Regions from separate parts of the Mus musculus genome. Here region 1 is linked to region 2. The links are chromatin loops, found by intact Hi-C in ENCODE. Cell type or tissue: heart. All regions are shown on one strand. Links, peaks and the distances in the headings refer to the core of each region. The heading gives the core; the rest is flanking DNA. Region 1 overlaps Ralyl (RALY RNA binding protein-like). Region 2 has its middle 97 kb from the start of Slc7a12.

Evidence for each region. Peaks named below come from ENCODE experiments on the same cell type or tissue, not always from the same donor. Only the 100,000 strongest peaks of a DNase experiment are listed, where the experiment ranks them.
Region 1: a loop joins it to region 2, with 9 times the contacts of the local background. A loop is called at or near these places in 24 of 42 quality-filtered maps.

Annotation. Positions count from the first base shown.
Region 1 is chr3:13,871,541-13,888,130 of GRCm38, forward strand. The region is part of intron 2 of Ralyl (RALY RNA binding protein-like); the gene reads left to right. Among named protein-coding and RNA genes, the nearest start is that of Gm41998, 54 kb to the right of the region's middle. In heart, for the core only: a CTCF peak has its summit at 7,237 (motif pointing right); no DNase peak of the experiment used is centred there.
Region 2 is chr3:14,375,461-14,392,050 of GRCm38, forward strand. No RefSeq gene overlaps it. Among named protein-coding and RNA genes, the nearest start is that of Slc7a12, 97 kb to the right of the region's middle. In heart, for the core only: CTCF peaks have their summits at 6,237 (motif pointing left) and 6,444 (motif pointing right); no DNase peak of the experiment used is centred there; H3K4me3 peaks cover 504 bases; H3K27ac peaks cover 309 bases.

The sequences.
Region 1 (16,590 bases), core at 3,415-11,414, 500 kb before region 2:
CGGATAAGGACCACAAGCTTTCACGACTATATGGGAGTTGGCCTGAGCTTTGGGTTTCTTTAAAAAAAATCAAATTAACAGCAGCAGCAAAGTCTAAACAAACCTGGTTGAAGAGCAGTAGTATTCTTGCTTGTTCTCTGTACCTCTACCTCACGAGTCAGCTTTTTCAGTTGTTTCTAAGTCGGCATCTCATTGTCGTAGTCTGTGGTGGAGAGTTTCTCCATTTTTGTTGTGAGCGTCTGCTTTCCCTGATTCTTCCTCTTCTCTGTGTACCCAATACAGCTTTTCTGTCCCCATTGTCAGGGCACTCAGCAACTCACAGGTCAGCCTGTCGCCAGTATGCTCTTGCAGCATTCTGTGGGAAACACACAAACATGTTCTCTTCCCCATATTAAGTACCTGAACAAGATCATGCCATGAGCCAGTGTGTGTATCCTTTCACATCACCTAGGCACAAGTATGCCTGGTTGTAGAATACTATAAGGCACTCACTTAGCAAGGAGGTTTTTAGCATCTAAATATCAGCATCATAATAGGATTTAAAACTTTACTTGGAGATGAAGAAAGATGACTCTACATTAATGTTCTATTTGCCAAAAAATTGCTGTGTGCACATTGAGTAACAATAACTAGAATAAGCAGCTAATATTACCACTGATTACAATTGATACCAATTGATCACAGAATTTTTCTCTATTTTCTGTAAAGCCTTCTGTTTTTCACCAGTTAATTTGAATCTCACTTGATAGCATCTAACAAAGGCTTAAGCCATCATGTGTTGAGTTTAATTTGAGGTATTAGCCAATTAACATCTCCTGGAAGCTTTTGAAAATAATTTGAAGTATGCAAATCATCGTTTTTCTCTTACAGTTTATGTACCACAATATTTCTAGCATAAAACTGAGACCCTAAATATTAAAAAGATATTGTCTCTGAATCATTTCTGGACTAAGAGTTACTCCCAAAACTTTAAAGCTCCTTGTGTGGAAGCAAAGATTTGAAGTAAGCTTCCCTTCAGAGGCATTTGCTAATAATTTACTTTCCATTTAAGAAACAATATACACTGAAAGATTCAAAGTATTAGCTTCTTGTATCGAAGCAGAGACAATAAAAATTCCTTACTAATGTAAGGCTATATTAGCCATACCTAGAGGCAAAATTTTCCAATGATCTCAAGCTCACTAGAAGGAAACCTGTTACAATTATCATGAGGCAAAGAAAAAAATTCAAATCTATAGTAATTTTATATGGAGTAGGTAAGCCAGCTTGCAATGCCTTTATAAGTTTTACAGCCAAACCATCACTGCATTCCAGACAAGGAAGGGGTTATAGAAATGTATGCTCTAAAATTTCTGTTTTGAGACAATCTTATCTTTTGTGAAGAATATTTTATGTTAATTGCAAGACAAGTTCGAAAGCACCCAGGTTTGTTGTTGTTGTTGTTGTTGTTGTTGTTGTTGTTGTTGTTCTTAAAGAACACCTTGATGTCAGTACAGAAAGAAAAATACAAACAATATTTAAATGTCTTTAGAATAAACTAGAAATAAAAAGAGTGAGACAGTTTCTGTTCTTTATGCTTGAAGTAGCATTGCTAATGTTTTTTTTTTTTACAAGCATGAGCTAATTTTTTTACATGAATCTATTGTGACAGTGTGCAAAGAACAAACAAACAAAATAACCACTGCATATAAATTGCTTGTCCTTTCTAGTAAATACTAATTTGGTAACCGCTGTAAAATTCACTGTGAAAAATGAATTATTTTCACTTTTTCCTTTAGGATGCTTGAAACATTTTTACTCCTGATCTAAGTTTAAGTTCAGAAGAAGCTTCTGAAAGACTAAGGTTTTATGACTTGTTTAACTAAAGAATTTAGTCAACTGTGACCAAAATTATGTAGTCAAACAGAATTCCAATGTAAATGGATCTAAATGTCTTCTAGACATATTATCTGAAAAAGCCTTCAATTTTCATAAATACTAAAAAAAGATACTTAATAAATTAAATACTGTAAACTTTCAATTAAAGAAAGAGCAAAAAATATAAAATTTATAGCTCTTGAGGCGTAAGTATTCCCAAACATGTAACTTATTCTTTTGTGAAACAATTCATTCTATACAGTCACACTCTAGAGTTGTGATATTCTTTTGATGGTAGTAGCACAATGTATTGAAGACACATCTGTGCGCGGCATGCTGTGACTAACTGAAACCTCGATAGTATTTAATGAAGGAGAAACTACCACAATCCTCAGTTTTGATATGTTATGTGGAAGAAAGTAGGTTGCCTCTCAGTATAGTGCAACGAGACATGATACTTTAGCGTACTTAATTGGCGAGACCCATCTACACCATTGACCGAACTCTGTCGATTCCTTACAAGAACACACAGAAAGAAAAGACCTTTGGAAATCACATTGACCTTTGAATCCTTGATATCCTCCTTTGCCCCACCCCCATTCAGATCTTTTCTTAATTTATTCAGATTTATTTTTTGTAGTCAGAAATGTTCCGTCTTAGAGTTTCCATTGCTGTAAGGAGACTCCATGACCATGGCAACTCTTATAAAGGCCAACATTTAATTGGGGCTGGCTTACTGGTTCTGAAGTTCAGTACATTATCGTCGTTTTGGGAATAACGGCAGCATCCAGGCAGGCATGGTGCTAGAGGAGCTGCAAGTTCTACATCTTGTTCCAAAAGCAAACAGTTTATCTCAGGACTCTTAAAACAGATATTACTCACAGTTTGTCATTCCTACTGAACTTGAGGCCTATCAGCCACCTCCCCTATTTGAGCTATGTGGTACCATTATCTTGATTCAATCTGTCTATTTATTAGATTTCAGTTTCAACATTTGTAAGTTTCTGTAAAGTGTGAAACAGAGGCAGATTCTTCTACTTCGTCTTCCAGGTTTACCTAGCCCTGTCCTTTTGCTTTTCTCAATAATAGTTATCCCGAGCTTTTGTCCCCGCCGTCAAGAACACACTCAGGACAACTGGAATCTTCTGCGGCAAAGCTTTTATTGCTTACTTATCAGGAGGGAAGACCCCTAACCGGGAAAATGGCGCTGCTTATATAGCCCGCAGCGTGACATTTCAGCACCTGATGTGGTGTGACAGCTCCTGATTCATTGCTCACCCATCACCCCATTACTACACCATGAGATGGGCAGTGACTAGGCGTGAGTTCACTCTTGCACTTGTGCATAAGGCTTATTTACTAGTTAGGCGCAGTGGAAGCCAGCGCCATCTTATAATGGCCATTGCTCACACACGCACGCGATTGCTCGCGGCACGGCTCGCCACAAATAGTTATTTAACTTACCTATGGATGGTATACCAACTCCTAGTTAAAAAAGTTAAAAGAACTTAAGAACTCCTGCATAGTTGCATGTAATTTTAAAGTCCACTCCTTCCCGAGAGCTTGGCTCTTTCAACCTCTCACAGCTAGTTCCACCAGGCCACCAACAACCATCCTGGTCTCAGCTTTCATGCTATCTCGCAGGGTCTCTGTTTGCTCCTTGCCCAATGACGCAAGGGCCATCTCATCCAGCTCCCTTTAGCCCCATGGAAAGAAAACACTAGAGACTTTTATATTTAAAACTGACAAGATAACTCAAAAGTTGGGTGAAGTATATCCTGCCCCATCCCCCTTGGCCTCCTCAGCTGCCTGCTATCAGTGTCTTGGGAGACCTACATGTCTGCAACTTCCTATTTGCTTCACAGCCTGGTCCCACTCCAATCCTCTCATTCCCACTCTCTTCTTCTCTAGGACCCAGAAAATTTGCCTCCATATCTTCACCCAGGGATTGGCTTCTGTGGTCTTTATTTAGCCAATCAAACAATTAGGGAAACAGGGAAATTCCACTACACTGAATCTTGGAAATATCCTTTAAAGAAAGCTGGCATGTCAGGGTCTGCCATTTTCTTTAGGAATAAAGACTACAGCTGTCTTGTTTTCCCTCTTTCCTGTTTTGCATATTATTCTTTCAAAACATTTACATATTTTAGATGAGGCAATATTTTATGAAATATTTGAACCTATGAACTAGCTACCCCAGTTAGCCAGGAGAATATAGTTACCGGATTGCCAGACATGTATGCCTGACCTCCATAGGGCAATGAGTTACTTTAAAACTGTTTGTGAATGACAAACATACAGGGCTTATGGAAATACATTAGTTATTTCCTTTTCAGTTTTTCTCATTGTGACTGAGAGCTAAAGCATATTTCAAAATTATGTAATAAGTCAATATTGGCTACATCTTAATATCAAGTAGTATTTTCCCACAAAGTGATAGGAGACTTAGACTTTATGTGTATATCCATTTAAGTATTTTCCTTTGCATTTGTTTGTGTATACACTAACATATATTTGGATGTATAAGCACAGATGCGTCTTCCTCAAACAACCCCTACCTTATTTATTTAGATATGGTCAATTTACTGAACTTAGAACTCGATAATTCAGCAGCTCCTAAGCATCTTCCTGTCTCTACCTCCACAGACCTGGAATTGTAGAGGCAAACCACTCAACTCAGGCTTTTCAGCTGAGCATCGGGGATGAGAACTTAGGTCCTCTTCTGTGCATAACCAGTATTTTACCAAATGAATCATTTCCTTGCCTCTTGAAATGTTTATGAAATAGTATGAAGTAACATGTTTCTCTTTCCCTGTACTCTATTACTAGACCCAATATACTCCTGGGAAAACATCCCCTTGTGTTAACATTTATGCCCCAAGTGAATCTGCCTTTAAACAGTTCCATTTCCTGCTACCAAATTAAAAACATTTATTTTAAAAAAAAAAAAGGAAAATGAGGTGTAGGCAACGGAAAAGTGAGGCAGTGTCAAAGTACTTGGTGGCACTTTGGGCCTTAATAGTAAGTATGGACTTTTGTTTCTATAGTGACAATAGATGCTAAAACATTTAATGACTGCTTTCTTGAGTTCATTACTGTAAGAGCGTAACTAAAGAATTTCATAAAGCAAATGAGTGCTGGCAAGAATAATTTATGTGCTTTAAATTTTTTTTTTTTTGTCTAATAAGTTCCAGGTTTGCTGTTTTAGTTTAGACCATGGCTGACAAGAGCTTTGAGGGAAAGGACTTTAAGTGTGATACTGAATAAAGAACTTGCTTTATTTTATTTTATTATTTCATTTTAAAAGATGAGCTCAGAACCATTCCTCAGCTTTATACTTCTTTCACTTCACTATGTAAATGTTTATTGAACACACATTTTCATTAGGTAAAGATGTAATAGTCTCAGAGCAAGACACACTTCTTAGATTCAGTTCACTTAACAAACTAATGGCTGCTTCTCATTTTCTTTTAAAAGCTTCATCTGAACAGGGGGGTTAGTAGGAAAGATAATCATACTTATCAAATTAATAAATCTTCAACCCAGTGCCCTGAAAATTCCTTCTTTGGTCTCATGAATGTCCAGTTGCAAGTCACCAACAAAAAGTGAAATTCATTTTGCATTGGCACAGTTTGATATTATTGATGAACCTGAGAAATGATAATGAAAAGAAATTCTCAACTTTAATGTGTCCAAGAGTTTGGGGAGAACATGGACTACAAAGAGCTTTGTGAATGGTCTTCTCTGAAGGTGAGCAGAAAAGTCATTGACCTTTTACGTGGGAAATTTAATGGTAACTTTTTTTCCTTTACAATGCTGAGATGATCAGTAATATCCTGCAGGGAAAACGGTGGGAAGGAATGAAAGGTTCATGGCCAAGCAGCGTCTCCCCATCTGCAGTACAGGCTCATGCAGGAGGACTGAATGATTGACTACCACACCTGACTCTATAGTGGGAGCGGTGTCAGAGAATCTGTAAGAGTGAAGAGCAGCAGCACCAGGCAGCGAGGGACAGATGGCTCCACAATAAAGAGAACTGCAAAATGCCACACAGGTTCAGAAAGAAGGGAATAAGCTACTTAGAAGGTTATATGTGGTTAGACTGTAGATGAAGTCCAGGATCAGTCTCTGTCTCACAGTTCACAACCTTAATGGCACCCATGCATGTTGCCTTTGTCATGTGAAGCAACCTCTTTACACGAACAGGAGTTGTGACCTAGGCATTTGTATTATTGTATTCTGACAGATGGGTTTATATTCAAGTCAATTCTTCTGTCTACACGTTATTGATTTACTCTAAAGGATAGTGACAAAAACAAAGTCAACCTTTCCCTTAGCCAGAAAAGAATCATCCAATGTGTTTCAGTACAGCCTCTATAATTTCCTGCTCCTGTCCCTTATTTTGGAAGGAATTTTATCTCTCTGCTAGACATTGCTCCAACTTCATACTCACTACCATCCTTGAAAAAATAACGCTACAATTTGCAAAGTTCCTCTTAAGATAAGGGGCCCATAAGCAAGCACCAGATATATTCATATGTAGCTTAAACATCAGTCTTTAATTTTTTTAAAATGTATGTATGCATATTATTTTTGTGTGTACACATAATTTGTAACATTTGTGTTTATGCAACACGTTCATTTCTAGTGCTCACAAAGGTCAGAAGACGGAAGCAGATCCTCTGGAACGCGAATTATAGATTGTTGTGTGGCACTATCTGATCACAGCACATGGAAGAAAGAGTAGAGGTTCCAAGGCCAAGAAATAACAACAGGAAAACTGGTTAAAGAATTGACCATGAGACAATAATTACATGGGATTTTTAGACCAGAATCAAATGAGGAGCCTCAATATCTAGTTTTGATGGATTTCACTTGTGACATTTTGTTAGTATTGTGGAGGGTAATGTGACAGGGAGTAGGTTAAGGAATGGATTCTAATTCAAGGACAGTTGTCCAAATGTGGTAAGGATGACAAGAGGGTAGAGTGGTGAGAAAAATTTGCTATAAGGGAAGGTGTTTAAGATACAAATAATATAATGTGATGATAGTTTTCTATGTGGGAATGGGGTAGGATGAAAAGTAGAAAAAGGACCAGTGTCAGTGGAAGAGTTGAAATGGTTTCAGCACTTTTAAAAGTCTAAGTGCGATATTATGCAATGGTGATGCGAAAAGGAGCCAGTGGTGTGCACTGGGGTTCACATAGGAGGTGCAAGCTGGGTCATGAGGCAGAGGCTTTGCATAGTATTTATGTTGTCTCAGTTCTGCGATGTCCTACCCCCCCCCCCCCATGAATGCTTTCCAGTCACCAAAGTTCTGAACATCAGAGTAGCAGAAATCTGAGTTACTGTGCTCTGTTTGCATTGCATTACTAGCTGTGACCACACGATGGCATCCGTTCTTCACATTTCCTCATGATTTTTTTCTTTTTTTTTCTTTTCTTGTCTTGTCTTGCCTTGTCTTTTCTTTTTCCCTTCCTTCCTTCCTTCCTTCCTTCCTTCCTTCCTTCCTTCCTTCCTTCCTTCCTTCCTTCCTTCCTTCCTCCCTCCCTCCCTCCCTCCCTCCCTCTTTCTTTCTTTCTTTCTTTCTTTCTTTCTTTCTTTCTTTCTTTTCTTTCTTTCTTTCTTTCTTTCTTTCTTTCTTTCTTTCCAATTCATTTAGAGAAATAGTGCATGGAATATCAGATATTTAGACCATCAGAATATTCACCTGAAATTTTTAGATTTTGTTGGAAAGATAAGGCAAAATTAATTTGATAGTTCTTTAGAAACTGCCACAACTATTTTAGACAGTTTTAGACTGTTGAAAAATGAAATGTGAATATAAACTACTTAAGAAGTAGTTTTTTTCTTTTCTTTTTTTTTTTTTTTAGTGATTTATTTAGGATATACTTTTCAAATTAGGATTGTGCACATCTAACATTGATTTGAAGTTGCTCATGACCTTCATTGGCACATTACATTCTACTATTCTATTGTGTGTGTGTGTGCATCTGTTTACAGTTTGATTTATATTGTCAAAATGTAGCTTTTGATCTTATCACACAGTAGTTATGTAACAATTGATTAGAAAAAATTCCATATGGAAGAGTCGGGGGAAGGACTGAAGCCCTGAAGGGGATAGCAACCTCACAGAAAGACCAACAGTCTTTTTTGTACTCCTGGAAGTACAGATACTGAGTCACCAACCAAAGAGAATACACAAGCTGGACCCCTTGGCACATATCTAGCAGAGGACTGTCTTGTCTGGCCTCAGTGGGGGAGGATGCAGCTAGTCCTCCAGAGACTTGATATGCCCGGGTAGGGGATAGAGGGGGTTCATCCTCTCAGAGGTAGAGAGGAAGGGGTATTGGGGAAGAACTGTGTGAAGGGGGACCAGTGGGGTGCAGTGTTTGTGATGTAAATAAATGAATAAAGAAAGAAGTGAGGAAAACTATTCCTTGCTGTATTATTGTAATTTGACCATCAGTAGCCACTGGGGCTCCTGGATTCCAGACCTATGCTCAACCAGGGACCAGGCTATCTGTGCACAGCCCACCACCCCACACCAGCCTATATTTCTCTCTAGTACAATTACATGCTGGTAATGCATGAAGCTCACTGTATTCATTTTCTAACCTATGGAGCTTTTGCTTACTATTCTACAAGGAGGAGGCATATTCTACTCTTGGTTCTAACTTTCTTATGTTTTCCTGGCAAAACAACTAAAACCATCTTCCTAAATGGTTTTCTATCAACTACCTAATTGCTTAACACTATTTAAATCAAATCAGGAATTCCGTAAAATCATTAATTGCCCTCATCAGTATTATTTTATGAAAGTTCATCTTCATGTTGATTTGAAGGAAAATTGCACAGTAGGGTGGGCTAGCACTCAGCAGGTAATCACACCAGGCTATAGACAGTGAAATTCTCTTCATGCACGATCACATGGTAACAGATTTGCAAGGAATATAGCAAAAACAGACATAAAACGGCACATCAGTATCAAAAGGCAATCATGGGATGAATCCCCTGCGGCTGTGCATTTCCAGGGTACACCTATTGCAGAAGAGCAAAATGGAGGGCCATCTCTAGCAAGCTCAGTTGCACACTGTAGCTCTTCCTGCATGGGGTCCATCAATAGTGCATTACGTAAATGAAACAATTATATAATAGTCCCTATCCCAGATAAAATTATTGAAGAGAGAAACTTGTTTCCAGAACATTCTAGAAAAAAAATGCATCATAAAAAGAGAGCATGATATTACAAACAAGCCATAGGCCCACTTCAATTTTGAAGTTTACATTAGATTGATCAATTTGATGACTGTCTTTTTCATATCTTTACACTTCAGCAAAATCTTTTACCTACTTTAGCAAAATCTTACTTAGTAACTACTGCTTTAAAGAAGGAAGAGTGTGAATTGGTGACAATATAAGTATGTTGTTTATGTTGTTCTTTTAATGTGTCTCCCCAAAGCATCAGATTCCATCTTTGTACAATTACTGAAGCTCTAGTAAGACTTTTGCAAGTTCTAACTTAAAATTTTACAATTTTTTCAGTTGTTAACAATTGCAGAATTTTTCAGTTCTGAGTCTTATATTCTTGTTTAAAGAATGGACACTAGCAATGACTGCTTAAAGTTTTCTTTTTTTTCACTTAAATTTTATTTATTTAGTTAATATGTTACATAATAGGATATTCCTCAATAGATGCATCTTTTTTTTCCATTTTTAATTAGGTATTTAGCTCATTTACATTTCCAATGATATACCAAAAGTCCCCCACACCCACCCACCCCCACTCCCCTACCCACCCACTCCCCCTTTTTGGCCCTGGCGTTCCCCTGTACTGGGGCATATAAAGTTTGCGTGTCCAATAGAAGGAAAAATTATATAAAATATTTTTGGAACAGCACAACACCACTCAAATATATTAATTAAGTTACCATTGTTTACAACACATTGCTGTCTCCAAGATGGGTGCATATGAAAGTAAACAAAGTTAAAAATAAGTTTATGTTTTGAAGATAGAAAATTTCTATTTTACATACAAATTGAGAGTAAAATTCAGGATAAAGGATGTCAGAGAGTTTTAAAGAGAAGGAAGGAATGGAACAGTAACTTGAAGAAGGAACACAGTAGGAAATATTGATATTTTAACTCTAGTACCTCTTTCTTGAAAATTTCAAGGGGATTTTACAGATACTAAGCAGTTAGGAGTGCTTGTTGCTCTTGAAAAGGACCAGAGTTCAGGTCTTACAACCTGTGTAAGGTGGTTTACAACCACTGTAACTTGAACTCCAAGGTATCTAATACCCTCTACTGGCTTCTAGGAACACCTACATTCATGTGTATATACACACATTGTCAGAATATACGTGAAAAATCTTAAATTAATAAAAGGAAACATAATATTGTTCATTGAATTTCTGCAGACTAACCAAGTCCTGAAAGATTCTATATAGGATTATTTCAAATATTTGTACTATTGCTAAAAGATTGATACAGATATAGATGATAAATAGATTAGATAGATAGATAGATAGATAGATAGATAGATAGATAGATAGATAGGTATCCAACACACATGTCATATGTATGTGTCAGATGCATATACATATACATGTACTTGGTGAACACATACAAATTGGCATCTAATGTCTAATCCAGGCTGACACTGCTTATTTCCATTACACATTAATTTTAAAACAATGAAGATCTGTTTTCCTCCAAAGCCCAAATACGTGTGGTGCCATTTAAACCAGGTGATAGAGCATTGGGAGGTAAAAAGGTCATGCATGACATTGCTACCTTTATAAGCAATTCAGTCTCCATTTACTCCTTGATGGCAAACCTAGAACAGGCCATCAGTGAGTAAAACGCATAGATTTTTTTTCCAGAAAGAATGCTTCAGAATAAATTTTTATTGAGCATATTCTACTAAATTTAGTAGAGTTTGATATTGTATCCACAGGAACTGTCTTAGGCAGGGTTTCTATTCTTGTAATAAAATGCCATACCTGAAAGCAAATGTTGGAGAAGATTATTAATTATGCTTATACTTCCACATTTCATTCCATCATGGAAGAAAATCAAAGTACGACCTCAGACAGGGCTGGGACCTGGAGGTAGAGCTGCTGCAGAGGCCATAGAGTGTTATGTGGTTGCTCAGACTGCTTTCATTTAGCACCCAGGTCCATGGTCCCAGAAATGGCACCACCTACAGTGATCTTGGCTCTCCCATATCAACCATTAATGAAGAAAATATACCACACACGTGTCTCCAGGCCAATCTGATAGAGGTGCTTTCTCAACTGAGGTTCATTTCTTCCAAATGACACTCTGTTGCTGATACCAGGACACAAGTACTTCAACTTGACATTCTCTACACAATGTGTTCACTACAACATCTTCTAACCCATTATGGGAAAAACAGACAAAGATGACCAGAGGAAATAGACATTGGAAACTTAGGGATTTTTGGAAGTCAGTTGTGTTGGATTGTCTTTTGCTGGAGCAAATACATGAAGAAATGTTTTCCTGCAGTGGACACAGATGAAAAGCTAAGGGGGATGTGTAAAGGAACATTTCAGTGAAGCAGACACAGGCAAATGGAGATACTGCGAAAGCAAGCATGTGAAAGGACACATGGTGAAGGATTCTTTGCTAATGGGATGTCTGTATTGGTCTTTTTTTTTAAACATTTTTAATTGGGTATTTATTTCATTTAGATTTCCAATGCTATCCCAAAAGTCCGCCACCTGCTCCCCCACCCGCTCCCTCCCACTTCTTGGCCCTGGCGTTCCCCTTTACTGAGGCATATAAAGTTTGCACGACCAATGGGCCACTCTTTCCACTGATGGCCGACTAGGCCATTTCTGATACATATGCAGCTAGAGACAAGAGCTCCGGGGGGGGGGGGGGAATTATTGGTTAGTTCATATTGTTGTTCCACCTATAGGATTGCATATCCCTTCAGCTCCTGGGGTACATTCTCTAGCTTCTACATTGGGGGCCCTGTGATCCATCCAATAGCTGACTGTGAGTATCCACTTCTGTGTTTGCCAGGCCCCGGCATAGTCTCACAAGAGACAGCCATATCTGTGTCCTTTCAGCAAAACCTTGCTAGTGTATGCAATGGTGTCAGCGTCTGGAAGCTGATTATGGGATGGATCCCTGGATATGGCAGTCTCTAGATGGTCTATCCTTTAGTCTCAGCTCCAAACTTTGTCTCTGTAACTCCTACCATGGGTGTTTTGTTTCCAATTCTAAGAAGGGGCAAAGTGTCCACACTTTGGTCTTCGTTCTTCTTTAGTTTCATGCATTTAGCAAATGGTATGTTATATCTTGGGTATTCTAAGTTTCTGGGCTAATATCCACTTATAGGGAGTGCATATTGTGCGAGTTCTTTTGTAATTGAGTTACCTCACTCAGGATGATGCCCTCCCAGTCCATCCATTTGCCAAGGAATTTCATAAATTCATTCATTTTAATAGCTGAGTCTTAAACGCGTTCGTGACCGGCCAGGAAAGACGCAACAAACCAGAATCTTCTGCGGCAAAAGCTTTATTGCTTACATCTTCAGGAGCAAGAGAGCAAGAGCAAGAGCAAGAGAGAGAATGGCAAAACCCCGTCCCTTTTAAGGAGAATTATCCTCCGCCTAGTACGTGTCGCTCCCTGATTGGCTGCAGCCCATCGGCCGAGTTGTCGTCACGGGGAAGGCAGAGCACAAGGAGTGGAGAACTACCCTTGGCACATGTGCAGATTATTTGTTTACCACTTAGAACACAGGATGTTAGCGCCATCTTGCAACTGCGAATGTGAGGGCGGCTCCCCACATATCCCCCTTTCCTTTTAATTAGAGCAATAGGCCACCCATTTTAATGAGAGTGGAGATAGAGGTCAAATCCCCAGTGTGCAGGTAAAGGAGCCTTACACATAACCTCCTCCCAGGCTCATCACCCAGAGGAGTCCTGGTCTGGTCCCGTGTCGTTTTTCCTGGGGAGAAGGACACTTGGACACTCAACCTTCTTGAAACACTTGGACACTCAACCTTCTTGAAAGATGACATGTCTCCCTAGAATAGGCTCATATATGCCGCAGAGCCCTTCTACTTCAGTGCTTAGCCATGCAACTCTCTCGGGCTGCTGAAGCACACTCACTCTATCCCGTGCAATGAGACTAGCCTCGTGGGGTGCAAGAGCTGAATGGCCAGCAACCTATTGTTTAACATAGATATATCAGGGGAAGCACCATGTTCTAGACCTGCAAGTGCCTGGGCAATAACCACCTTGTCTCTCCTAGTTTGGGCCTTAAGCTTACAGACCAACCAGAGAAGCAACACTAATCCACAGCAAAGTGTATCTCCAAATAATATCAATCCCACCCATTCTTTAAAGAAGGAAAATGCTGAGGAGATCCAATTGGGTAATCCTTTGATCAGGGACAGGTCCAAACGCGTGGAGTTGACCTGAATGATGGCAAGTCTCAATTCCTGAAGGGTCTGTTCAAATTCAGCCGTCCAATTCTGTAACATATACTAAGAAAGACTTTTTTTTTTTTTTACAGTCATATTCAAGGAGAAACAATATTTCTTTTTTTTCCCATTTTTATTAGGTATTTAGCTCATTTACATTTCCAATGCTATACCAAAAGTCCCCCATACCCACCCACCCCCACTCCCCTACCCACCCACTCCCCCTTTTTGGCCCTGGTGTTCCCCTGTACTGGGGCATATAAAGTTTGCGTGTCCAATGGGCCTCTCTTTCCAGTGATGGCTGACTAGGCCATCTTTTGATACATATGCAGCTAGAGTCAAGAGCTCCAGGGTACTGGTTAGTTCATAATGTTGTTCCACCTATAGGGTTGCAGATCCCTTTAGCTCCTTGGGTACTTTCTCTAGCTCCTCCATTGGGAGTCCTGTGATCCATCCATTAGCTGACTGTGAGCATCCACTTCTGTGTTTGCTAGGCCCCGGCATAGTCTCACAAGAAACAGCTACATCTTGGTCCTTTCGATAAAATCTTGCTAGTATATGCAATGGTGTCAGCGTTTGGATGCTGATTATGGGGTGGATCTCTGGATATGGCAGTCTCTACATGGTGAATCCTTTCATCTCAGCTCCAAACTTTGTCTCTGTAAGTCCTTCCATGGGTGTTTTGTTCCCAATTCTAAGGAGGGGCATAGTGTCCACACTTCAGTCTTCATTCTTCTTGAGTTTCATGTGTTTAGCAAATTGTATCTTATATCTTGGGTATCCTAAGTTTGGGGCTAATATCCACTTATCAGGGAGTACATATTGTGTGAGTTCCTTTGTGTATGTGTTACCTCACTCAGGATGATGCCCTCCAGGTCCATCCATTTGGCTAGGAATTTCATAAATTCATTCTTTTTAATAGCTGAGTAGTACTCCATTGTGTAGATGTACCACATTTTCTGTATCCATTCCTCTGTTGAGGGGCATCTGGGTTCTTTCCAGCTTCTGGCTATTACAAATAAGGCTGCTATGAACATAGTGGAGCATGTGTCCTTCTTACCAGTTGGGGCATCTTCTGGATATATGCCCAGGAGAGGTATTGCTGGATCTTCCTGTAGTACTATGTCCAATTTTCTGAGGAACCGCCAGACTGATTTCCAGAGTGGTTGTACAAGCCTGCACTCCCACCAACAATGGAGGAGTGTTCCTCTTTCTCCACATCCACGCCAGCATCTGCTGTCACCTGAATTTTTGATCTTAGCCATTCTGACTGGTGTGAGGTGGAATCTCAGGGTTGTTTTGATTTGCATTTCCCTGATGATTAAGGATGTTGAACATTTTTTCAGGTGCTTCTCTGCCATTCAGTATTCCTCAGGTGAGAATTCTTTGTTCAGCTCTGAGCCCCATTTTTTAATGGGGTTATTTGATTTTCTGAAGTCCACCTTCTTGAGTTCTTTATATATGTTGGATATTAGTCCCCTATCTGATTTAGGATAGGTAAAGATCCTTTCCCAATCTGTTGGTGGTCTTTTTGTCTTATTGACGGTGTCTTTTGCCTTGCAGAAACGTTGGAGTTTCATTAGGTCCCATTTGTCAATTCTCGATCTTACAGCACAAGCCATTGCTGTTCTGTTCAGGAATTTTTCCCCTGTGCCCATATCTTCAAGGCTTTTCCCTACTTTCTCCTCTATAAGTTTCAGTGTCTCTGGTTTTATGTGAAGTTCCTTGATCCACTTAGATTTGACCTTAGTACAAGGAGATAAGTATGGATCAATTCCAATTCTTCTACACGATAACAATCAGTTGTGCCAGCACCAATTTTTGAAAATGCTGTCTTTCTTCCACTGGATGGTTTTAGCTCCCTTGTCGAAGATCAAGTGACCATAGGTGTGTGGGTTCATTTCTGGGTCTTCAATTCTATTCCATTGGTCTACTTGTCTGTCTCTATACCAGTACCATGCAGTTTTTATCACAATTGCTCTGTATTAAAGCTTTAGGTCAGGCATGGTGATTCCACCAGAGGTTCTTTTATCCTTGAGAAGAGTTTTTGCTATCCTAGGTTTTTTGTTATTCCAGACAAATTTGCAAATTGCTCCTTCCAATTCGTTGAAGAATTGAGTTGGAATTTTGATGGGGATTGCATTGAATCTGTAGATTGCTTTTGGCAAGATAGCCATTTTTACAATGTTGATCCTGCCAACCCATGAGCATGGGAGATCTTTCCATCTTCTGAAATCTTCTTTAATTTCTTTCTTCAGAGATTTGAAGTTTTTATCGTACAGATCTTTCACTTCCTTAGTTAGAGTCATGCCAAGATATTTTATATTATTTGTGACTATTGAGAAGGGTATTGTATCCCTAATTTCTTTCTCAGCCTGTTTATTCTTTGTATAGAGAAAGGCCATTGACTTGTTTGAGTTTATTTTATATCCAGCTACTTCACTGAAGCTGTTTATCAGGTTTAGGAGTTCTCTGGTAGAATTTTTAGGGACACTTACATATACTATCATATCATCTGCAAAAAGTGATATTTTGACTTCCTCTTTTCCAATTTGTATCCCCTTGATCTCCTTTTGTTGTCGAATTTCTCTGGCTAATACTTCAAGTACTATGTTGAAAAGGCAGGGAGAAAGTGGGCAGCCTTGTCTAGTCCTTGATTTTAGTGGGATTGCTTCCAGCTTCTCTCTATTTACTTTGATGTTGGCTACTGGTTTGCTGTAGATTGCTTTTATCATGTTTAGGTATGGGCCTTGAATTCCTGATCTTTCCAAAACTTTTATCATGAATGGGTGTTGGATCTTGTCAAATGCTTTTTCTGCATCTAACGAGATGATCATGTGGTTTTTGTCTTTGAGTTTGTTTATATAATGAATTACATTAATGGATTTTCATATATTAAACCATCCCTGCATCCCTGGAATAAAACCTACTTGGTCAGGATGGATGATTGCTTTAATGTGTTCTTGGATTCAGTTAGCGAGAATTTTATTTAGGATTTTTGCATCAATATTCATAAGAGAAATTGGTCTGAAGTTCTCTATCTTTGTTGGGTCTTTCTGTGGTTTAGGTATCAGAGTAATAGTGGCTTCATAAAATGATTTGGGTAGAGTACCTTCTACTTCTATTTTGTGAAATAGTTTGTGCAGAACAGGAATTAGATCTTCTTTGAAGGTCTGATAGAACTCTGCACTAAACCCGTCTGGTCCTGGGCTGTTTTTGGTTGGGAGACTATTAATAACTGCTTCTATTTCTTTAGGTGGTATGGGACTGTTT
Region 2 (16,590 bases), core at 3,104-11,103:
TCTACATGATAACCACCAGTTGTGCCAGCACCGTTTGTTGAAAATGCTGTCTTTTTTCCACTGGATGGTTTTAGCTCCCTTGTCAAAGATCAAGTGACCATAGGTGTGTGGGTTCATTTCTGGGTCTTCAATTCTATTCCATTGGTCTACCTGTCTGTCACTATACCAGTACCATGCAGTTTTTATCACAATTGCTCTGTAGTAAAGCTTTAGGTCAGGCATGGTGATTCCACCAGAGGTTCTTTTATCCTTGAGAAGAGTTTTTGCTATCCTAGGTTTTTTGTTATTCCAGATGAATCTGCAGATTGCTCTTTCTAATTCATTGAAGAATTGAGTTGGAATTTTGATGGGGATTGCATTGATTCTGTAGATTGCTTTTGGCAAGATAGTCATTTTTACTATATTAATCCTGCCAATCCATGAGTATGGGAGATCTTTCCATCTTCTGAGATCTTCTTTGATTTCGTTCTTCAGAGACTTGAAGTTCTTATCATACAGATCTTTCACTTCCTTAGTTAGAGTCACGCCAAGGTATTTTATATTATTGGTGACTATTGAGAAAGGTGTTGTTTCCCTAATTTCTTTCTCAGCATTTTTACTCTTTGGGTAAAGAAAGGCCATTGATTTTTTTTTTTTTTAGTTAATTTTATATCCAGCTACTGCACTGAAGCTGTTTATCAGGTTTAGCAGTTCTCTGTTGGAATTTTTAAGATCATTTATATATACTAGCATATCATCTGCAAATAGTGGTATTTTGAATTCCTTCTTTCCAATTTGTATCCCCTTGATCTCCTTTTGTTGTCGAATTGCTCTGGCTAGGACTTCAAGTATTATATTTAATAGGGAAGGAGAAAGTGGGCATATAGGCTTATTTTATTTTCTGATCTCAACATCAAAAATATGTGTGACTCTCCAGAACAAATTCTTTCCTTGTTCCTTGTGATTGTTGCTTTCACATCAACAAAATACTTCTGAACTAATTTTATTCTTTTATATATTTTCCTTAATCTTCCTCATTTCCTTTTTATTTATTCAGTTGCTGTGTTCACTTATTTTATCCATGTGTAATGAAAGCCAAATATTCTATGACGTCCCATAGTCTTTGCTTTATGCATTAACCATGAAATGAATGTGGTAAAAATGACCCATTTTTAGATACTGCATTATGTGAAAATGTTGTGATCAGTAAACTAGAATCCCAGGCCTCTTGGCAACCATTATTATATGCACTAAGTACTCTTACTGGAATTTGAGTGGTGGATTTATTAAGTAGTCAAAGATTTGAAACTGGGACAGTAAAAATAAGTTTCCATGAAAGGAACTTACTTTATCTAAACAAAAGACAGTAGGCAAAACATTAGAATCATTTAATTAATATTTCAGGTATGAATAATAAAGATAACAACACACTTATTTATGAATCCAGGGTTTTTTAATTCATAAGGTTTTTTTATAATGATACTCTGATTTAAAATTGTATTATGAATGAATACTCGGTTATGACATAGCTGAGTGTCTTTATTCCTCAAGTCAGAAAAGTCAGCAACTATTGAGCTGATGTTTATTAGTTCAGTATTGGCTAATGTAAATGATGTATTTCTGTATGTGCTTCACTCTTCTTCATGCAAACGCATTGATTTCAATGAGTAAGTTGGAAACCCTGTAAATAGTGGAAGAATCCATCGAAACTTAGCAAAAATAGCTGGATTTAATTCTGTGGTTTCACAACTTGCCAGTTGCAAAGTAAATATCAGTACTACAAGGTAGTACTGAGACTGTATCCATCCTTGCCCTTTGCTTCTTGAATATTTGTAATGTTGTATGGCTGTTAAAAACAGAAAACAAAATCACCACTAATCTTAAGTTTCTTTTTACTTTCAGGTATGCCTGCCATTTATATTTGGAACTTTAGCTCTGTCTTCATTTCTCATTTTGACACCATTGATTCAGTCTCCTAAAATCGAAAATATCTATCAAGTTATCTTTCTCTTCAGTGGATTGCTGGTGTACTGGCTTCAAGCTTACCTTTATCAACATTCTGATAATTTTAAAACAATAACATGTTACTTGCAATTGCTATTTAATGTTTCACCATCTGACAAACAAGACAAAGACATTTTGGCTGAGTAAAAATAGCCTACTAAATATTTACTTCATAAAATAAAATGTTGTAAATGAAATTTTTTATTTTTAAAATAAATATTCTCTCAAACACAAATTTTTCATCTATTGCACAGCACAAAACAATGTAGTGCCCACTTGACTTCTGATCTCAAAGGCTTCCAAAACAAAAGTAAAGGGCATGGAAATGTTAAAATGTATTTTTTAATATAACAGAATTCCATAAATAGGTATATTTATTACAAAGGAATCAACACTTTTAAGTAGTTAAGGAGCTAAGAACTCTTATATGACACATTTCCTTATAATAGTATTATAGTTATGCCGTCAGCTTAAATAACTTCCATTTCTTTTTCCATTCTCATCCTATATATTATTATTACATGGAATTTCTTGTTCTAATTTGGACCTCATAGTTCTCTGATTTTTCCCCTATTATTACATTAGAAATATTTAGTGTCTTTAAATTCTCAGTTTCTATCTGTGGTCCACTTTTTTGACAGAAAAGTTTTGGCTTTATTACTGTCTGAATGAGATCATCATCATTATCATCTGTGCTCCAACACTGATGGGCGTACTGTCTTATGGCATGTGCCTTAAAAATATTCAAAAAAGGATGATATCTTTTCTCTACCTTCCTGGTCCCCAGGCCTATGGCAGGCAATCAATTTAGCTGGTCCTGGGTCCTACCAAACATTTGCCTTTGCTTTTTATGTGTTTGTATCCAGAATAGTAGAAAGGAATACCGTCACTGGTACTATGGGACTAAGAGAAGGAGCTATAGGTTTCCTTCCTGCTCTGTGATTCTCTGTACTTGATGACGGCTTTCTGTCTTTCTGGAGAGCTGACCTTCACAGGAGGGTTCAAAAAGTAGCCACTAGGGACAGGGAAAGGAGAGAGAATGGCAGGGAAGAGGAGTCCACACTGAGTCTTTATAGGTGAGAAGGTAAGCACACTTCTTCCTGCCTCAGATTTTCAGGTCTTTCATGACAAGAATTCTGAATGGTCCTGTTACTTTCGGGATAAGCAAGTTTCCAGATTCCATGATCAGGTAGAGAAGGTGACTATGAGGTGTCCAGCCTGGGAACAAGGTCAAGAAGAGATGAACACATGGCTGGAGTATCTCAGGAGAGAAAGTCAGAGCTAGTTTTGCAGCGTCATGGAGGGCTCCTTGAGTCAGGCTCTGGCTAAGCTCCAGGGTAACAGAATCTGAGTTCTCTTCATGGGATTGGCAAAGCAGGAGAGATGACATTCATAGGTTCAGGAACACAGTCTCTCCACCTCAGCAAGGTGACCCCTCTTGAAGAGACACCATGAAGAGAACATTAGTTTTCTGATAGTCCATTAAATTCACTCACAGAAACATGTTTCTTAAGACTGAACACTGTTTAGCTAAGGACACGGCTATCAAGGTATGCATATATTCACCAAAATGGGCTATGCATGCTACACTAGTGAACTGTCTCTAATGAAACTGTTTACCCAAGCAAAGGCTACAGTACTGCTTCCACAAGCCCCATTCAGTACACCAAGAAGGGCTTTGCTCACTGTGACACAGTGAATACAAGTTCCATCTTGTACTTGTCTCCATCCTCATTGGAAGGCAAAAGGGGACATAAAGATTCATAAAACAGCTCTTAAAGAGTTGTGTGTGTGCACATGTGCAAGTGTATTCCCATGACTATGTGAGGCATGTAAGCAGGCATGCCCTTGAAAACTCTGGAGATGTCAGTCCAAGGTCAACAGAGTGGCAGTATAGAAGGGTCAGGAGCAGACACTTCAGACTGGGCACAAAGGCTTGTCCAGACTTGGAAGTGCCCACTAAGATCTTCAGTCAGGATAATCTACTTCCTGAATTTTCTAGGCCTTTGAGGCAAGTCTTCCTAAGCTCATAAACAAAGAACATCAGAGCTGGGTGGGTCCTCTTAAGCCTGGCTGCTCTGGTATGGTCTCTGGATCTGCAACATCAGCACCACCTTCTCCTGGGAGCTTGTGAGAGATATCTTGGCTCAGGCTCCACCCAAAGCTATTGAACTAGATCGTGTGTTTTACAAGATTCCCCAGGAGATATATATGCACATCAGAGCCTCGGAAGTATTTCCCCAGGACTAATTTAGGCCAACATTTCACTTCACAAACAAGGCCCTGACACACAAAGGGGAGGAGGAGGACCCAAAGCTACACAGCTGCTTCCAATCTTGGCTTCACCACTTGCCAGAGACTTTGTGTAAGTCATTTAAAAATGCACTGACTCTCACTTTCCTCTTCTATAATATAGGGTATCACCCTCAACTACAAGGGCTTTCACATGCACTAGATAAGACAGCATCCAAATTAGGCTTCATAAATATTGACAGTCACTATAGTCCTAGCTCTCTGCTCTCCCTTCTACCTCTCAATGCAAGCCAGCTTCTCTATAGACAGTACTACATTATAGGGATATGTCCTGGTTCAGGAGGTTCTATGCAGATCCTATTCTGCCATTTGACCTTGAACTGTGTCCCAAATTGTTCCCTGGTTCCTGGCTTTGGTTTAGTGGTTCATAAATAAGATGATTCAGTCTCAAAAGGTCAATGGTCTTTGAATTATCAGTGATACAGAATAAACCAGAAATGACAAATTTATGTTTCCAAACTAACCAAAAGAAGGAGACACTATTAGGGTAGTCTAGCCCTAGGAAGTCTATAGATCTTTCCTAGAATGGTTCTGCCTTGACATGTCCAAGTACCTCAAGTGCCTAGGTGTGCCCCTCAATGCAGTTTTTCTGAGGATTGAATCCAAGGCCTCACACATGCCTGCTAAGTGCTCTTCCAGGAGCTACACTGAAAACTCCTCTTTCTTCTTCAACTAATAAAAAGGACCCTCAAGGCTTCAAGTATCTCTGTGGGGATGGGGTTAAAGAGGAGCGAGCCCAGTCAGACTGGAGGACAGCTGTTTTCAAAGCTTTGCAAGATGTTAGGTGAGAGAAGTCTAAACCTGTTCTCATGGACTCTGGAGAACAGAAACAGAAAGTTCAAATAAGTCCTCTCTACTCATAACAACTGGTTACAAACAGCTCCAGAAGTTCCTGTAACCATTAGTCCTAAGGCAAGTGAGCTGCAGAGGGAAGGGCTCCCTTGCTGTAAGACCAACTGGCAAGGCTGGCAAAGCTGGCATAGACTCCAAGGGCTCCAGTATGAGCATCATCTCAGGCAAGCACTTTTCAAATAGTTTCCCATGTCCCATCCCGACCTGATCAGAATCTATAGGGTGGATCTGGGATCTATTTTAAAAGCATCCCTCCACACCCTGCAATGGTTTTAGTAACAGGTGTGTGTGTGTGTGTGTGTGTGTGTGTGTGTGTGTGTGTGTGTGTGTGTGTTTGAAGGCAGGACCAGGGACTGGAGGAAGGGAGTTAGAACCATCCAATGACTGGTTCCCAAGGGTCTGTGTTCTATTTCTCAAACTACCCCCACCCTTACCAGGGCCTAAGGATGTTGGGGACTGTAGCTTCACAAAGTATGTACTCTTGATTTGGGGATTACTTAAACATCTAATAGCAACACACACACACACACACACACACACACACACATTTTTGTAGCAAGGTTATTCTGTAGCAAGATTGGCTTTGAACTCACGTTCTTCCTGCCTTAATCTCCAAACACATTCTCCCTCATCTCTGAAGACTGATGTCCCATGGAAGCCACCCTTTTAGATGACCCAGACTTGTGGTCTTGAAGGAAGACTGATGGAGCCACGACTTCCATCAGAACAGGCAGCTTTCTTCCACCACACCTAAACGGCCAGGACACTCATGCAACTGGGAGTCCTTTATGCCATTCTTTCCCCTACGGGCATCCTGGACCATGTCCAGGTCGCCCTTAAATGGAAAAAAAGGGGGACTCTGTCAGTTTCTCTCCTTTGGGTCATTCTTGTGCTTTGGTATGCCACAGGTCAGTGTTAGAGCACACCTCTTTCCGGGGACATTAGATGTGCTCGCGGAAGCACTGGGTCATCAACACCCACAGCAGAACGGGAGTAGCTAACAAAAATAACATGAAATTTAAAAAAGAAAAAGAAAAACGGAGTGGCTGCCTTTGGCCTTGACCCCACAGCGCCACCTGGTGTCGATCCGTACAGAGCAAACTCGACGCCTGCAAATCTCTGTGGCTCCCCACGCCCTACGCAATTACGGCCATCTGCTGGTACCCGAGCTTCACTGTGTATAAATAAATGATGTGTGAAGTCCCTTCTGCACTGCGTGATTGTGAGAAGGTCAATGGGGAAAAGTGAGACAGAGTACTAGGGCTGGCCTGATGGTACTGTGCTGGGCCTCCGCAGCCAGCAGAGGGCAGCCTGTCTCCACCTTTGGATCATGGTATTCTGTGTGTCCCGTCCAGGTAGGAGGATCCATTTGTGTTTATGGAATAAACCATTGTCCTCTGCGCACAAACCTCCCTGAGAATTTCCTGTAGGTCTTGAGCCATGTTTGAGAATTGTCAGGGCCACTTAGGGCTAACACTCTTTGATCTCCAGCTGTTGGGCAGGTGTTGTAGGTCCAATGTTGGAGCATTGCTGGCCTGATCCTCTGGCTAATAAAAGCATAAAACCTATTGGTTAAATTCCACTCACTGTTTTGAAAAACTCAGTGAGGGCGCATTTTCATGGATTGACACAGCATAGCTCTGGGTACAGTAGGTGTACCTAAGATGAACAACACTACAACCCTTCAGACAAGCCTATTTTCCAAGCCTGCTCTTCCGTACAGCTGGTTGTGAGGCCCTAGCAGAAAAGCAGATGGCTAGCTGCCTCTCCCCACCATACACACACACACACACACACACACACACACACACACACACACACACACACACACACTTCCAAGAAGTGAGATCTCTGGAGTTGATACAAAAAGTCCTCTAGCTGAATTTCTCTTTACAAGGGGCTTTGCAAAAGCTGAAGTGCTGAGTACATTGTCAGGACATAACTGAGCCTTTCAAAAGCCAAGTCCACAAAATCCCCGCATCCTGAGATGGGGTGGAGGGCAAATAGGGGAAGGTGGTGGCCTTTGATCATTTGGTTTCCTTAGAACCAATACCACAAAGTAAACAGACCTTAGAAAACTCCAGAGTGATTGCCTTTGGTTCATTTCAACTAGGCCTTGCCAAATCCAGCCCTGGCTCCCTGGGTCCCTAGGACCCCCACAGACAGATGAGGAAAGAGTTCAGTTCTAAATTGCTTTATTGATCAGATGATAAATCAGCTTCAACAGCCCATGCCTACAGCCCTTGCAGAGAATCGATGTACAGCCTTGTCCCTTCCGTCTTGGGGAGCATCAAGGCCCAGCCCTTCCCCTTCTCCCCTCTGCTCCTTACCTTGGGGCCTGGATGGGCTGGGCAAGATAATGAAGGTTACTAGAGAAAGATGGGGTGATAGGAGAAGGGTCTGTGTCTGCGCTGGAGAGGAATGAGGACGTGGGGTTCAGAGGAACCCTCAGGAGTGGCTAGAACACAGCTCTACCCTGGGCTATGCTGCATCAAAAAGTGTCCATCCCAGCTACCCGACCCAAGGTTAGACCCAGAATTGACTAATCCAAGATCTGGATGACTGATAAATGTAAATGCTTGTTCAGGAATTCATTAGGATCTTCCTTGCCCATCAAAGAGGGAACTTGATGCCTAAGGAGGTCAGGCAAACTCTAGACTTTGGGGTACTCTGACATGGGTTGCTCTCCATTCCTAAATGAAAAAAAAAATTCACTATTTCCACACTCAAAGGCAAGACGCCAGAGAAAGAGCTCTTTCTGATGGCCCCACAATTCTATCTGCACCTCCCTGCCTCTCATGGGGACTTCTCAGACTGAGATGCACCAAGAATCTCAGACTCCTACCCAGAGGAAACTCTCTGGAAGCCAATAAACCACAACCTTTTCTAGCCCAATAAACCCAGCTTTTCCTGCCTACACTGCTGGTTTGCTCTACTGGGCTCCAATGGCATGGGCTCAGGTGTCCTGGCCAATAGAGGGTGGACATTCAGCCTAGAAACAGAGGTCGATGGGGGTGAGGTGTGGAGTGAGGGACCTGGTCTCTGGAAAGGGGTGACTAGACAGATGTCTCCTAAAGGTAATGGTATCAAATGCCAGGCAGGAGGAAGCCCTTAGTGGGGAAGGAGTTCAGGCAGACCCCTAAACCAAAAGAAGCCAGATACCCAAACCCAAGTCATTAATGATGTGCAGGAGGGCTGAGTGAGAAAGAATCTTGGAGGTGTCCAAGGCTTCTGGGAATGGACTGCTGATTAAAAGCTCAGGAGTAGGCAATATGCACAGGCCACAGCAGTCTCACTCTGAGTGGACCAAGGACCCAAAGTGTTTGGCATAGCATCCTTTGCAGTAGATCTCACCATCCTTGTCTGCCAGGGTTGACAGAAGGCTTTTGCCACATTTGGCACATCGGAAGCAGGACTTAAGTCAGGACTTCTCAGCAGCAATCACCTTCTCTGCATCATAGACTGTATGGTTACATCAAACTTGGATGCCTCTGGGTTGGTGGTGGGCCTGTACCCGGGAGCTTCCTGTGGCTTGATGCCCAGACACTCATCCTTGTCCGTGCTCAGAGTGCCTGTGCCCCTCCTGTTGCCTTAGTTTTTTGGCTCTTACTTCTTGCTGTAACATGACTTGAAATAGCTCTCTTTGCCGTGCACTGCCACAGTGGTGCTGTCCAGATTCTTCTTGCAAATCATGCACAGAAAACAGGATTTATGGAAGCTGTTGCCCTCTCACTGGACCTCCTCAGCAAAGTAGACTGTCTTCTGGCAAACCATACACTTCTTGCTTCCTCCCAGTTTGGCATTCTGGCAGCTGCTAGGAGGCACACGGTGACAGCTCTCCGGGAACCTGTCTTGTGGTCCACTTTCAAATGTTTCGAATATATTCTTACTATTCACCTGAACATGTTATCTTCCTGGTACTAGCAATTATACAAATGATGCTGAACTTCAACACAAATACACAAACTAATTTAATCATCTCCTTTAATCTTTTTTCAAACTTTATGTAATTTTTATAATAATGATGCATCACTATTATATTTGGTATATTAAATATTCATGATATAAAATTTCACAGTGGTTAAAAGCACTGACTGCTCTTCCAGAGACCCCGTGTTCAATTCCCAGCAGCCACATGGTGGCTCACAACCAACTGTAATGGGATCCAATGCGCTCTTCTGGTGTGTCTAAAGAGAGAGACAGTGTACTCACATATATAAAATAAGTAAACCTTTTAAAAATTTTGCCTTATTCTTTCCATTTTAAAATCATCAAATCCCCCACTAAATTCACTGTAACAAGTAATACACAGTATGAGCTATGAGTAATATACAGGTGAGCTATGGCTCATTCAGGGTACAGCCCCTGGAGAGTGGCTCACTTTCCAGTAATGGCCAGACATCCAAGAGTATATGAACAGCAAAAATTGTGAAAAGGGACCTGGGAAGAATCAGAAGAACTAGGTGTGATCAAATACATTGTGATCAAAAATACATTGTTTTAAACTATCTAAGGACAAATAAAATGTGAAAATAGCAAATGTACAAACATAATAGCTTTTCTAACAACAATCACCTGCTGAGGAACAAATAATGAAAAATCTTTTTTCTTCTTTTGATTGTTACTTTTTCTCTTTTGTTGAAAATAGATTTTGCCTCATACAGTTCATCCTGGCTACATTTCCCCTCCCTCTAGTCCTTCTATTTTCCCTACCTCCCATTCCATCCAGACCTCTTTCTGTGTCTCATTAGAAAAGAACAGACTTTTAAAATATAAAATACTCAAAATAATCTCAAAACTAAGTATTTAGAAATAAAACACACGGGACTGGTGAAAGACCTCCACGATGAAAACTATAGGTCAAACAAGAATTTTTATTTTTTTTTTCCATTTTTTATTAGGTATTTAGCTCATTTACATTTCCAATGCTATACCAAAAGTCCCCCTTACCCACCCACCCCCACTCCCCTACCCACCCACTCCCCCCCTTTGGCCCTGGCTTTCCCCTGTACCGGGGCACACAAAGTCTGCGTGTCCAATGGGCCTCTCTTTCCAGTGATGGCCGACTAGGCCATCTTTTGATACATATGCAGCTAGAGTCAAGAGCTCAGGGGTACTGGTTAGTTCATAATGTTGTTCCACCTATAGGGTTGAAGATCCCTTTAGCTCCTTGGGTACTTTCTCTAGCTCCTCCATTGGGAGCCCTGTGATCCATCCATTAGCTGACTGTGAGCATCCACTTCTGTGTTTGCTAGGCCCCGGCATAGTCTCACAAGAGACAGCTACATCTGGGTCCTTTCAGTAAAATCTTGCTAGTGTATGCAATGGTGTCAGCATTTGGAAGCTGATTATGGGGTGGATCCCTGGATATGGCAGTCTCTACTTGGTCCATCCTTTCATCTCAGCTCCATACTTTGTTTCTGTAACTCCTTCCATGGGTGTTTTGTTCCCACTTCTAAGGAGGGGCATAGTGTCCACACTTCAGTCTTCATTTTTCTTGAGTTTCATGTGTTTAGGAAATTGTATCTTATATCGTGGGTATCCTAGGTTTTGGGCTAGTATCCACTTATCAGTGAGTACATATTGTGTGAGTTCCTTTGTGATTGTGTTACCTCACTCAGGATGATGCTCTCCAGGTCCATCCATTTGGCTAGGAATTTCATAAATTCATTCTTTTTAATAGCTGAGTAGTACTCCATTGTGTAGATGTACCACATTTTCTGTATCCATTCCTCTGTTGAGGGGCATCTGGGTTCTTTCCAGTTTCTGGCTATTATAAATAAGGCTGCTATGAACATAGTGGAGCATGTGTCCTTCTTACCAGTTGGGGCTTCTTCTGGATATATGCCCAGGAGAGGTATTGCTGGATCCTCCGGTAGTACTATGTCCAATTTTCTGAGGAACCGCCAGACTGATTTCCAGAGTGGTTGTACAAGCCTGCAATCCCACCAACAATGGAGGAGTGTTCCTCTTTCTCCACATCCTCGCCAGCATCTGCTGTCACCTGAATTTTTGATCTTAGCCATTCTCACTGGTGTGAGGTGGAATCTCAGGGTTGTTTTGATTTGCATTTCCCTGATGATTAAGGATGTTGAACATTTTTTCAGGTGCTTCTCTGCCATTCGGTATTCCTCAGGTGAGAATTCTTTGTTCAGTTCTGAGCCCCATTTTTTAAGGGGGTTATTTGATTTTCTGAGGTCCACCTTCTTGAGTTCTTTATATATGTTGGATATTAGTCCCCTATCTGATTTAGGATAGGTAAAGATCCTTTCCCAGTCTGTTGGTGGTCTTTTTGTCTTATAGACAGTGTCTTTTGCCTTGCAGAAACTTTGGAGTTTCATTAGGTCCCATTTGTCAATTCTCGATCTTACAGCACAAGCCATTGCTGTTCTGTTCAGGAATTTTTCCCCTGTGCCCATATCTTCAAGGCTTTTCCCCACTTTCTCCTCTATAAGTTTCAGTGTCTCTGGTTTTATGTGAAGTTCCTTGATCCACTTAGATTTGACCTTAGTACAAGGAGATAAGTATGGATCGATTCGCATTCTTCTACATGATAACAACCAGTTGTGCCAGCACCAATTGTTGAAAATGCTGTCTTTCTTCCACTGGATGGTTTTGGCTCCCTTGTCGAAGATCAAGTGACCATAGGTGTGTGGGTTCATTTCTGGGAAACAAGAATTTTTAAAGTTATTTCAAAACAGAAGGAATTATCATGTTTAAAAATTGTTAAAATAGTCATATTACCAACTCAAAACTCATAATACAAGCTAAATATTCAATCAAAATATTACTAGCATTCTTTGAAATCCTAGAAAATACAGTCTTAAAATGTCCAAGGGATTATTAAAGACTAGGATTAACCAGAGCGATTCTTAGAAAAGAAAGGTCAATGCTGAAGATAGCAAAATAAACCTTCACTCAAAATATACCAATGCATCATGCTTGCCAACTACAACTCGAAGGGGCAGCTTTTCTTCTTGACAGTACCACACATTGGATAATGGACATAGTGATATCAATCGGGTACCCCTCTGGACTCTTCTTCCCTGCTAACTAATTTTCAGAGTGCTACAAGATATAAGATACAGACTGTGGGAGAAGTTTTCAACGTTCTTGCTCTACAGTGAGCCCTGAAAGTTACAATAATGACTGCATATTGGTTCACTAGTGAAATAAATATTTTTAGGATAATTAACTGCTTACTTTCTGAATGGATTAAAAGTCTGATCCTAGGAAGTCAACTCATGCTTGGTGCTGTAAACCTTGCCAAGAGCCTTTGCTTGGGAAGAACATAAACTTTGGGGACGAACCTACTTCTGTTATTTTGTAAAGTAGATATAGTACCAAATGTGCTTCTAAACACTTACCTTTATACCCATAAAACTTCACCTCTAACAAGCCTTATCTAAGAAGCTTCTTATTGCAGTAGGTCACAATTAATGCAAAGATTCACAGTTGGTTACAATGTAGAGAATAAGCGACTACTGAGCATTCAGCCCTAGATGGGACATAGATCATGCACACACACACACACCCACACACACACACCAAGGCTCAAGGAACATCATAAAAGAGGAAGTAAAAAATAGTAAGAACAGAGATTGGGGAGGATTGCTGCAAAACAATTTCTCTGGGCAGCACATTGCCATTTCTCTCTTTGGCCTTTGCCTCAGCAGCTACAGTTGTCTGCATAAGATCAAGAAATCAGAATTCTCACATGGGAAGGATATATAAGGCTCCACTCCTATTTGAAGACACATGGCATTTGATGACTGCTGAGGAAAGAGATCATTTCTTTTAAGAAATGTGACACTTTGAAAGACTGGCAAGGCTCCAGTAGATCTCCCATACACACATGCATACTGACAACAGACAGTGATTGGATTTTATTTAGAGAAAGAAAAATCTCATAAAAATAGTTACATGGTCTATACAGAAACATTAAAAAAGTAAAAATCACAAAAATATATGAAAAAGTAAGTTTAACCCCTTTAGCCATTAGGGAAATACTAATCAATTTTATGTAATATTATTTCTTACCTGAAATGAATATTAAAATTTGATGTTGATAATATTGACAATAAATGACTCTGATAGATCATTGGTTGGGTTGCAAATGAGTAAATCCATTATGAAAAGCATAATAAAGAGCTCTCAAAAATATCTATAACTGCCACACTATCCACACCATATAACATTCCTGAGTATATGTCAAAAAAGCAAGTTATCATAGTGCTGGTTAACAATGTAATTAAAGTTTTAATTACTATGTCTGACATATAAGCCCCTAGCTTATATAAGCTATACCAAACCCAATACCCTTTTATCCAAGATGTTGAAAACTAATCTCAAAATTCACTGCTGTAAAGTTCGGTGGTTTTCCAAGGTAGTAGGTTATAAGATTACCTGCTCTTTCTCCTTTTGCATTCAAACTTGCTTCGTCTTCTGAAAAAGATGATTAGGCCAACTGTAAAACATATATGTTAAAAGAAGTCCCTGCCTACTCCTAAACAGAATGTGTAATCTTGTAGGTTTTGCCTTTATAAGCCCTGTGCTAATATGGCTAAATGCTGCATTTGGAGAGTAACCTCAGGTACAGTCCGAGAACCAAAGTACCCAGTATCTAAAGAAAGCCTGTTCCTATTAAAATCTCATTCACTGTTAGATTGGTGGATTCTGAATGACCTCAGACCTATAATAATACAAAGAGTGTAATAATACACTCCATGTTTATCATATCAATATTCAAAACAGCCTTCTGGGGACAGCATACAATGACAGGGACTGCCTGCAGTAGGCCGGGATGGAGACATCTCAGTAGCTCATGGCAGCTCCTTGTAGAAAAGGATAGTGTCTGGGACCCTGAGAAGCAGGAGACACATTCCTCCAGGGGACCCACCATCTGAAATAAAGGACTGCCTGCAGTAGGCCAGGATAGAGACATCTCAGTAGCCCTCGGCAGCTCTTTGTAAAAAAAGTTATTCCCAGTTCTCCTAACCTTAGCCCTGGACAACGACTGTATAGATTTCATTTGTGCATGACTACTTTTCAGTTGGCCTTGGTTGTTGGGGCCGGCCAGCGGCTCACATGTCTGGGTTCTAGTCTGAGAGGCATCTTGGAACCTGGAAGAGAAGAGGGGGCTAGGCGATGCGAGAGAGAAGGAGGTCCTGATCAAAGCTCAACTTTAATATGGCAAACAAGCTTTATAAAGAAGAGGGGAGGCCCATTCCCAGCCATGCGAAGTTCCTTAGAAGTGGACAGATCATCCTTTTAGTGGGAACTCAAGGAAGATCACAGTTAGGTGCTAACTCCGGAAAATCTCGGAGAACCGGTTAGGCCTCAGGCAAGTTCGGCCTCAGGCAGGTAGTGGCACATCAAAGGAGAGTGCTGAGAAGCAGCACAGCAGGTGGCTCCACCTAAGTGTCGGATGGTCACAGCCAGCCTTGCTAGGCTGGAAGGAGGTAACACTTGGTGTGCATAATTATTCTCTTGTATCTGACTTTCTTACTTCTTTTTCCTTCTGCTTTGGTAAATTCTGTAAATGTAGATGTTCCTTGATGTAATGGCTCTTACATCAGGGAATATCTAGAGTTAAACAGATTTTAACAGTTAAAAATTGAGGGGTAGAGCACAGGACAGCCCAATCCTAATGGCCCAGGTACATGCTCTGTGTTCTCATCTTAGAAACAATGTAATAACTGCACAATGGTAGTTCCAGATTAATGCTTGACTTGCAAAGAAAGTTTGAAGACATAATTAGAAAATGAATTACAGGGGGCTGGTGAGATGGCTCAGTGGGTAAGGGCACCCGACTGCTCTTCTGAAGGTCCGGAGTTCAAATCCCAGCAACCACATGGTGGCTCACAACCATCTGTAATGTGATCTGACTCCCTCTTCTGGAGTGTCTGAAGACAGCTACAGTGTACTTACATATAATAAATAAATAAATCTAAAAAAGAAAAAAAGAAAAAGAAAATGAATTATAGCCAACATTGCAACCCTGAAAAAGGGAAAATCTATTAAAGTTATAAAAGAAGTGTTACACAACATTTAAGAGTGGTTCCTGGATAAAAGTATAGAATGCATAAAAGTATATATTAGTAAAACTAAATCAAAACACTGGGACTCTTAGGAGAGTCATTGTGTGCAATGTGCCGAAGCAGAAAGCTAGCAGAACTGCTGAGTTAAGGGTTAACTTGATTCTTTCTGGCCACTGCCTGGCAGCTTTGCCCATGTCATTCACCATTAGAGCTTCACAAAAAAATGCAAGTAGCTGACTTCAGAGCTCTGAGCTCTGAAGTATAATAACTCAAAGGTTAAAGATTAAATAATGATAACTTTGCAATTGTTGTTATTTTGGCTACAGGCCTGGGAATAGGGAAGCTTGAAATTTTGGGGGAAAATTACAATTTTTGATTCCTTGTGGGGTGTGGTTATTCTTTTCAATTTGACTTGGCAATGATTATACAATGTCTTTTTTCTACCTGCTTTTGGAATATCAATAAAAGACTGGGGCAAGAGAAAGGCAAGAGAGCATGAGAAGAGCATGTGAAGGGTGAGTGAATAGAGAATGTGAAGAGCAAGTAAAGAGAGAATGTGAGGTATATATGGAAAGGGTGTGTGTGAGTGAAAGGAGAGTGCATTGGTTGTGTGAGATGTGTGTGTGAAAGGGAAAGGGGAACACACAGAGGTGTGCATTAGCATGAGAGTTCAAGAAAAGAAAAGCACACAGGAGAAAAGCGGAGTGCGCAGGAGAATGCAGAGTGTGCAGTCTCAAGCTTCAAGTGAATGAGCAAGAGAGAAAGAGAGCAAAGAATGAGAGAGAAGAGAAACTTTAAGCCTTGAAAATTTGCCTGTCAGCTTGTACACAAAGTAGTCTGTGTATATCTATTATGTGCCTTCCAGGTATCCCTGCTTCCAGTTGAGAACTCCAATCTTGTGTTGAGGCTGGACCCCAACAACAGCCAACATGTGGAATAGGCTAGTTTCCTTCATAATAGAAGTAAAGAAACTATTCTTATTCAACCAAAACAAAGAATGAACATCTTTTTAATAAAAATTAATGAAGTTGAAGGACATGTTAAATGAAATAACGAGATGCAGATATGACTATTATGTGCTCTTAATGATGAATAATCAAAAGTCAATAATATAAACAGAAAAGACAAGACACAGAAGAGGTCTTATTAAGGAAAGGTATGGGGGCATTTGGAGGTAAAAATGAACAAGAGCAAGAAGACGTGAAAGAAAAGCAGATGTAATCAAATGAGTTCAGGGAAGGTGAAGTGGGATGATCAAATTCAAATACAGTCTTAGCAATTTAATGCATTTTAATGGCTTTAATGGAAGCCCTGCAAGAAGCTGGACCTCATTCCCTCTAGAGTTAATGCTGTGTCCACTCTCATTCATAGCTCTCAGATTTGTTTTCATGTGAACTTAGAA